Regions from separate parts of the Homo sapiens genome. Here region 1 is linked to region 2. Evidence: chromatin contacts called from ENCODE Hi-C or POLR2A ChIA-PET data. All regions are on one chromosome and are shown on one strand. Each heading gives the region's core, a stretch centred on a gene start or an enhancer-like site at or near the end of the contact. The rest is flanking DNA. Distances are from core to core; before and after follow the strand shown. Region 1 has its middle 16 kb from the start of FRMD6-AS2. Region 2 overlaps FRMD6-AS2 (FRMD6 antisense RNA 2).

Region 1 (4,228 bases), core at 1,569-4,068, 70 kb after region 2:
AATCTTACGAAACAAAGATTGTCTTTTTGTTTCATAATTCTACAGTGGACTGTCTACTCTAAAAGATAGATTCTTATATTTTCACCGGTCACACTATTGGTTGCAGACTTGGTTTATTAACTCTGTAATTATTGTTTCTAGGCTAAACAGAAACAAAGAGTTATATGCAATATTTTCTGGGTGGATAATTTTAAACAGGATTTTCAATTCAGTGAATTTTTAATTGTTTTTTGTGGTCTCTTTTCCCCATGTATTGGTTATATACACATTTCAGAGAAATATCCTGAGGCACTACCATCTTCAAACTCCCATGTATGGTTCCTTTAAAGCAGCACCCTCTTAAAGAATACTTTTTTCTGGATCTCAGGCAGAATTATTTTTAGAAGCAGCATCATGTTATAGTTGAAAGAATGACCCTTCCTTTAATTGGACTGCTGGGATGATTTGGTTGTGGTCTCACATAATTATAGACCTGTGACAACAATCTAAGGGCCATCAGCATACTTCCAATGCCTCTAAATCAAGGGTCTGTGGTTAATTGCTCACAGGTGTTTTCTTGTGCTTATGAATACATGCAGTCTATGAGTTATACAAAACTTGGCAGAAAGAGAGGCCATAAGGTTGAGGAGTTTCTTAGATTTACTCAGCTAATTAATCAGGCAGAGTAGGGATTTGACTACTCCACTGAAGGGGCTAAGCATTTAGAGTATGACTGAGGAGTAACCTGTACTGTATTTTTAAAGGAGAGTTTAAGAGGAAAATAAAAGGAAACAAAAACTTTTAGCAGCTGCTGCCACTAAAAGCTCAGTATAGTAGTCCAGCCTGTTCTAGCTGCTCTGCAGAGGTAGGTCAGCACTGCCTAGCTGCAAAGAAATGGTGTTGGATTCTAAAATAAAGCATTGACTGTGTTAGGATATGAATTTTAATTTCTAAAACTGTATATTAAGAGACAAGCCACATTGTTGATCCTTATTTCTTCTATTACTAATCATTATTGTCGGAGTTATGGCCTTAGAAAGTATGGAGATGCTAATGAGAAGATTCATGTATTAGATTTGTTTATAAATTCATCCTAAGCAAGTAAACATGACATTATTCTGTGGCATAATATAAAACCCCAAATAATGTCCCAAGAATTGCCCCAGGTAACTTCTCTAGCAGTTATCCATGAAAATAAAAGCACAGGGGCCTGCAGGAATGAAAATCACTCACAGCCAGTTAGACCACATCATTCTGCCCAAGAAGCTAGGTGGAAAATTGTTTTACATTCACTTCGACAAGCATATGGTGAGCCAGGTACTGCTGTAACAAAGGTGAAAATGACATGGTTCCTGCCCTCAAGGAGCTGATATTTGAAAGGAGAGGAGGGGAAAAACAAAGGAAGAACCTCACTTGAAAATAATGTACAGGAGAGTCATGATCCACCCAGTGAATTCTAGAAACATTTCATGGAGGATGTAGCAACTGAGTCAAGTTATAAAAGATTAGTTAGCTAAGAAAGTGTGGTATTCCAAGGAGAATATAACCAGAGCACAAAGAATTATGTGGGAAGTAGTTACATGTGGAACTAGAGATACAGGTAGAGGTGATGAGTTCCAAAGATACCTTTCTAAAGATGCAGGAGACTTAAGCTTGCCTATAATCTGAAAGGAAAGATCTAGTTGAAAGGAAGAGATTAGATCTTGGAAGATATGGGTATAAAGGCCATAGTTTGAAGTGTTATCCTGAAATAGAAAGAAGGACATACCAACCTCTAAGACTGAGGGAAGGACAGCAGGTTGGGGGTGGATGTAGAAAGGCGCATGAGAGGATAGGAAGTTGAGATGTCTGTAGTTGACAGCCTTCCATTTTCTGATGAAGTGGGAGGTGATGTTATTAGCTTAAAGCAATGGCTCTAATCCTCGGCTGTACACTTACCGGGGTTATCTAGGGAGCTTTAAAAAAGTACTGATGCTTGGATCCAGTGCCAGTGAATACAATTTAAGTGTTCTAAGATGCAGCCTAGGCACTGGGATTTTTAACAGGTCCTGGAGTGACTGTAATGGGTTGCCCATGTTGAGAACTACTGGCTTAGACTAGATTAAAGGGTTTGGAACAGCTGTGGAGGGGAATGGACAAGGGAGCTGAAGATAAGCCACACAGCTGTGAGGCGGTCTTAAAGATCAGGTGAATCATAAATGTCTGAGAGTCCCAATCTGCAAGGGATGCTCCTTTTTTCCTCCTCAGCAGCAGTGTTATGCTGGTGAAGGAAGCTGGTTTTGGGGCTGATCCTAAGGTGGGGTTTACTGGCCTGGGGTGGTAAAGAACACAGGCTCAAGGGAACTGAGGCATGAGAGAGGGCTCCAGCCATTTTTATGCATTCTAGGCTGAGCCTGGAAGAAAACAAGACAAGAAGCAGCCCATCCAGTTCCACCATAATCCTATATTTCTGCTAATGGAAGTTCTAATGAACAGGAACATGAGCCAAAAAACAAACTAGTAAACAAGCCACTTGGAGAAGCAAAGGAACCAGATATTCCACCACCTATGTAATTAGCTGAGTAACCTAGAGGTGACTTTGTGTGCATGCTTACTATGAATACGTGTGACATTACATGTCAAGAACTGCATTTTATACACTTCCCTTTTTGAAACTCACCTCATATGCCCATGAAACAAAAAGCCAGTATATGGTTTAAGATGGGTATAGCTTTCCCGTTTGTCATACAAAGCTTCTATTAAAGCATCAGGAGTGCCATGTGGAAGCCCCCTTATTTTCCGTAGGGACAGGCAGTGTTGCTCTTGCTAAGGCAGTGACCTATTATTGAACCGTTTTGCATGTAACACAGTGAGTCATTGTTCTGGCAGAATTCCCTGCTCTCCACACACATTTTTACCTACCTTTGGAATGTGGGAACACTGACCTTGTATATGATAGCCTGGCAAAAAAGTGGCTCTGTCAGAGATTTTACTACTGAACAGCAGGGAGTGGGGGGAAAAAGAAGAAAAGGGAAGAGAGAAGGCAGAGAGAGCAAGGGCTGGAGAGGTAGAGGGAAGACAGGGAATGATGACCAAGAGGAACCAGAAATCATTCTTCCAGATGCAGTGTTGCTCATAATGGAAAACCTGATTGAGAAAAGCTCAGTATGTTAGAATTGCTTGTCAGTGAGATAACGAACATGAATGTGGGCCTATTATGTAACATATATTTAATATGATATATTGCTGCACATATATGTTTGAGACCTTGGGCAAATTACCTAACTAGTTTGTACTTCCATTTCCTTATCTGTAAGAAAAGGATGGTTATAATGCTACCTACCTCGTAGGGTTGTTGAAGGGATTAAATGAGTTAATGTTATTGGAACACTCTTGCATATATTAAGAGAACAATAAATTTTAATCATTATAATTATTATTATTTTCTATGAATTAGTCAGCTCTGAACTCAAGGAACTTAAACCACCTTTCCTAACTTATTTTTCTTCTTTAAACCTGTTTCACTATCTGTAGAAGGGGGATAAAATCATCTGGTCAATATGTACCTTAATTTAGGGGTATTAGAACACTCATGCACTTTAAAATAAAACATGCAATAGATAAATGCATGGCAATAATGATCCATTTACTTGCAAGTGTTTAATGAAAATTTATTATATACCTGCACGGAGCCAGAACATATGTGATATCTGCCCTCATGGAGCTTACAGTCTATGAGTGAAGTTAGGCATTATATATATGGAATTATATATCATATATACTAATGCAGATTGTGGTGAGGGTTTTGAAAGAGAAGAACCAGGTGTTATCTGTGAGAATAACAATTACTTTCTCTGGGTACGCTGCATTACTTGCCTTAGTCTGGGTGTAAAACTTTTTAGAAGACTGACATTTTATTAAGGCCCAAGGATGAAAAGAAACTGGTCAGGGTCTAGGGCAGGGTTCAGAGGAGGGAGAGGAAGGAAATGTTTCAGATCACTTTCAATACCAAAAGAAATCCAAGGCAACTAGAGTGTAGAGAGCCAAGGGAAAAGCGGCAAGAGATCTAGACCTATGTTAAGGAAGTGGAGACAAGAGCACAGCTTGCTCATATTCGTTAAAAGGTCATTCTGGTTGCTTTGAGCAGAACAGACTGGAGAGAAGCAAGTATGGCAGGAGCGAGACCTGTTGCGAGACTACTGATGAGTGGTCCAGCAAAGAAATGATGGTGGCTTGGGAAGCCTGGAGTAAATGGAGTTAGGAGGGAAAT
Region 2 (4,553 bases), core at 962-3,461:
TAACCGAAGACATGATACAAGCATCATATTTAATATCAACTTTTGCTGTTCACCCATAAAATACAGAACATTGAAGCACTCTTTTTAAACACAGCAAAAATCTGCCCCATGATTAGAAAGGAGTACAGAGGTTGACACTCCACTCTGTACTCCAGAGGTGTGCTCTGGAGTAGTACAAACGGGTTTACAAACTGCTAGAGTTAAGGAAGCTGCATGATCTGTCTTCCGATTTAGTTTCCTGCAGTGGTGGACTGGAGTCTATTTTACCTGATCCAAAGAGCTGATGTTAAATATGCAAGAATTTTGCAAACTAGTATTTAAACTGTCAGTTGCTTGAAATCAGCCAGGGTGGGAGTATTTACACCACAAAAATGAGTCAACTGTCAATCTGGCTTCCCTCTCATCCCCCAGAGCCATTTTACCAGCACACCACTGCCTCCCGGGTAAGTTTAAGGATAAAATGAGTTAGTTTATGTAAAGCGCTTTTCATAGAGCTCCCCATAGACAAAGCATTCAGTAAATGCTAGCTACCATTATTGTTATTATTATTTGCCATTGAAAATAAATGCAGCCAACTCTCAACTGTTTATCAAATTGATAAATCATCTATGTCCTATGTTTGTTTGCTTTTGTCCCTATTTGACAATTTTACTAGCAGCATACAAGGGAATATGTTCGGGCATAGGAAAAAAAAGCAGTGAAATCCTAATCAATCCATGGTAGTGCTTATTATTATAGCATTGTGATCTTGACAAAATATTTGCTGAGAGAGAAAGAATTAAAGTTGAAAAAAATGAAAATGGGATTATATCTAAATTTAAAATATTCACTCTATTTTTGTCTTCCTTAAAACAGCTCATCGAAATTCCATTATAAATAGAAAATGATAAAATAATAATTTTGAACAATTGTAGAAAAATATGACAAGTCTGTATTTCAGTGATAAATCATAGAATTCCTGACACACATTATCTTAGGCCAAAAAGGGAATTATTGGTTCTTGTAAATCTCAAAGGTAAAAATCAAAGGATAGGTCTGTGTTTGAACACACCTTGATGCAGGATCACATTAGGCCATGAGTGCTCGGTTTCTCTGGCTTCTATTAGATTATTGCTATTTCCAGTCTCCACGTGGCAGCCTCAGCAGCTCCAAACTCTGCCTTTAAAGTGGAATGCTCTTCCCAAAATCATGTCTCTCAGGAAAGAGAAACTCTTTTTTTTTTCTTTTTTTAAATAGTTCCTGTAAAATTCCTGAAGTTTATTTTGATTGATCTGGCTTTGGCCACACATCTGATGCCAGTTTGGGAGAATATCTAATGGGGTAAAGGTAATTTATTTAAAAAAAAAAACTGTAAGAGTATATCTAACAGGGTAAAGGTAATTTGTTCCCCCTCCCCATCAAAAAAAAAAAAAAAAAAAAAAACCTGTGGTGTTATTACACTAAGATAAAATGGATGTCATGCAACCAAAATACAATTGTCTACTCCAAATTATCTTCATTGTAATTGAATTCATGTTGATGGCAACTCATGTATACATGTAGAGCTAGCACACTGCTTTCTCTTGGAACACAGTTCTGATAATAACCTTCTCAGATCAAGTTTCAGCCCAGGGCACTTCTGAAGCCATTAAAGACCCTAGTCATAAAGAGGCAAAAATAGAGATAGTATCACTACAGGAACTAATTTGAGAAACCCGGGTAAAAGAGTGTTTTAAAAAGCAAATGCTAGCCAAAAAATAATTTATAACACCTCCTGCCAGGCAAAGTTCAAGTTTCAGCTAATAGGAGAATATTCCTGGTATGATCTCGGTGCCTTCCTTAACCAAGAATTAGAGCCCCATGGTACAATGACCTTAGAAATTTTGAAAGCAGTAGCACCAGGAAAAGTGAGAGGTCAAAACTCTGTGTGTTCTGTAATGGACACAAACCTGTTGGCATTTAAAAATTCCACAGTGTTTTGCTGTCAAATTTGTTTTAGAATTTCATTTCAGGAAAGTAAGTTCTAACTCTAATGTTATGGAGAAGTTTAAATATTTATACCAGAAAAAATAAAAAGCACAAAACCCTCTACCCTAGAGTCTCAACCATTGACAAGTTACATAATTCTAACGAGTGTAAAGTATCAAGCTCTGTACATCTTGCTCTCTGCTGGGAAGGTGATGCTTCTGTTTCTCTTGGCTGTAAGTTTGTTTGGCCTGAGCTGGATGTCAGCCTGATTCCTAACCCTCCTCATGGAGTCACAGGCTGTAATGCATGAGTCACAGAGGTTAAAATGCAGCCTTTTCTGGTTTATATTGTATGTGGATTCTGTAATAGTCTTGGAATAGTGTTCTGTGATTCATATCCTAGTCTGGTATGCCTTAGCCAAATGCATCTCCTGGTCTGGTGATGTATATTGAGAGCCCTACGACGCTTATTGAGTATGGAGTGATTTAAGGAAACCATTTTTCTATCCCCTGGGAACTTTCTTTCTTATAATATCCCACCCAAATGTGATTTGTTTAAAACATTGTGATGCTCACCTTTATCTTCACCATTAAATATGTCATACTAAATAATCTTGTGGCCATACCAAGGAAACACCAAATATAAGAAGAGCATTTATTTTACAAAAAAGAGGAGACACATCTGTAAGTATTTTGGAGGGTGAGCATATTTCCCGAAGATCTTGAGATTGGATGTTGGCACCCTGTGTGGCCCTGAAAAAAAAAAAAAAAACTATCTTGGGTCTTTTGTAATTGAACTAGAAACTGTACCAACCCAGAGTTTATAAACAGTATCATATAACATTCATTTTGAAATATACAGAAATGTTAATGAGGTGATGGATGTGAAATCAGCTTTTACTAAGAAATACAATGTGTGCCCGCATCAAGCAGTGGGAATAATTACCAATTTATTTTCTCCTATGAAAAAATGATACTCAGACATTAGTGGGATCTTGGAAAGGGATCTGCGTTATTTGTGGAAGTATCACTAAGGCTAAACAACTGTGGCACCAAAGGACAGGCAGCATAATTTTCTAAAATATAGAAAAATTTAAAAGAGGCATTGCCAGAAAATAAATGAGAATGTTCATTCTCGCTAAGTTCTATGAGTAATGTAAACATATCTGGCATTTGTCCCCACTTTCTTCCTGGGACCTTTAAAATGAAAGTTTAGTGATTTATTCTTAATCGCCCACAAGCTGTTAGGTACCCTGTGGCTTGTAGCCATCAGAATTAATTGCAGGTGGCTTTGCGGGTCTGCAGCATGCAGTAAACATGATCATGATGGATTCCTAACACAACCTGGCTGGCTTAGGGTAATTAGCTCTGGATCCCTTCTTCTTGTTCTGAAGTATGTTTAATTCTCCGTGGATTTCTGAAGCAATATTTTGTCTTTCTTGAAAGAAAATTGAAGAAAGTCTGTGAAATAGAAAAATAATTGGACTAAACTCTCAATTTTTTGGAAGGGGAAATGTGGGGGAAACGGGGAGATAAGTTAAAGGCTGAAGCACTTCTGTGAAACTGTTTCTCTAAAGCAGAAAAAGAAGAGTGAATTTAGTGATGGTATATTTACCCTGGAATTTAAGAGGAATAACTCTTTCTGGTGTTCAGAAGTCCATACTTACTGATGTACTGTAAAACCTTGCCCTTCTAAGTGTGGTCCTGGGACCAGCAACGTCAGCATCACCTGGGAGCTAATTAGAGATGGAAAATCTTGGCCACTCCAGACCTGAATCAGAATCTGCATTTTAACCTGGACCAAGGCGATTGGCATTCTTATCAACATTTGAGAACCATTGATGTAATCCATGGTTAGAATATTTGATTTACTTAGAGAGCTTATCATTCTGTCTAGAAGGCATTTATATTCCAGTTATGATTGCCAGAAAGTCCCAGAAAGAAGCAGGTGCAATGCTGTTCCCTGGGAGACCAGGCTGTGAGGGCAGCAGCCATGCCTCTCTGGTCTTTGGATTCCCAGCACCTAGCTCAGTGTATGAAATGTTAAGGTGGATGAATGGATAGGTGAATGGATGGATAGATGGATGGAGGGATGGATGGATGAATGAGTGGATGAAAAGCGTGGTAAACCCCTGAAAAAACGAAAGATGAAGTGAATATTTTTAAAAAATCAATTACAAGCAGATTTTTTGTGTTATTCCATAGTATAGGCTAGCTTAATATCACAATCACAGTAGATTACATGGCAGGCTAACAAAGTCTTATTTTGAAAATTGGACAGTTGTAGGCCTCCAACAGCCTGTGGAGCGAGGTTTGGTTTGTGGAAGGGTGTTATTCCAGCAGAGAAGAATACCTTCCCTTCCCCGAACTCATCTGCTGCTGCATTAGTGCCCTCTATTGCTATGTTCCTTTTTTCTAGCTAGGCCCTATTTCCACAGCTGGAGTATAAACTTTTTTTTTCTTTCTTTTTTTTTTTTTTTTTTTTGAGACAGAGTCTCGCTGTCGCCCGGGCTGGAGTGCAGTGGCGCACTCTCAGCTCACTGCAGGCTCCGCCCCCCAGGTTCACGCCATTCTCCTGCCTCAGCCTCCCGAGTAGCTGGGACTACA

Evidence for each region. Hi-C counts contacts between places; a loop is a spot of excess contacts on that map. ChIA-PET counts read pairs that join two places held with the same protein, here RNA polymerase II (POLR2A). Pooled maps may share reads with other maps.
Region 1: a pooled map shows a loop between it and region 2 (2.9-fold over the local background). The contact joins two enhancer-like sites. A Hi-C loop is called at or near these places in 1 of 168 maps with a recorded cell type or tissue (esophagus muscularis mucosa) and 5 of 50 pooled maps. POLR2A ChIA-PET finds 5 or more read pairs at or near these places in 8 of 52 experiments (AG04449, Caco-2, MCF 10A and 4 more).

What each region holds. Positions count from the first base shown.
Region 1 is chr14:51,614,338-51,618,565 of GRCh38, forward strand. It overlaps a transcript of FRMD6 not described here. Among named protein-coding and RNA genes, the nearest start is that of FRMD6-AS2, 16 kb to the left of the region's middle. Within about 2 kb of position 2,819, at least 5 of the 41 ENCODE cell types and tissues checked have a DNase peak (open chromatin) inside an H3K27ac peak, as active enhancers do; they include PC-9, where a contact is called at or near this core.
Region 2 is chr14:51,545,185-51,549,737 of GRCh38, forward strand. All of the region lies in intron 2 of FRMD6-AS2 (FRMD6 antisense RNA 2), which reads right to left. It also overlaps a transcript of FRMD6 not described here. Among named protein-coding and RNA genes, the nearest start is that of FRMD6-AS2, 52 kb to the right of the region's middle. Within about 2 kb of position 2,212, at least 12 of the 41 ENCODE cell types and tissues checked have a DNase peak (open chromatin) inside an H3K27ac peak, as active enhancers do; they include PC-9, where a contact is called at or near this core.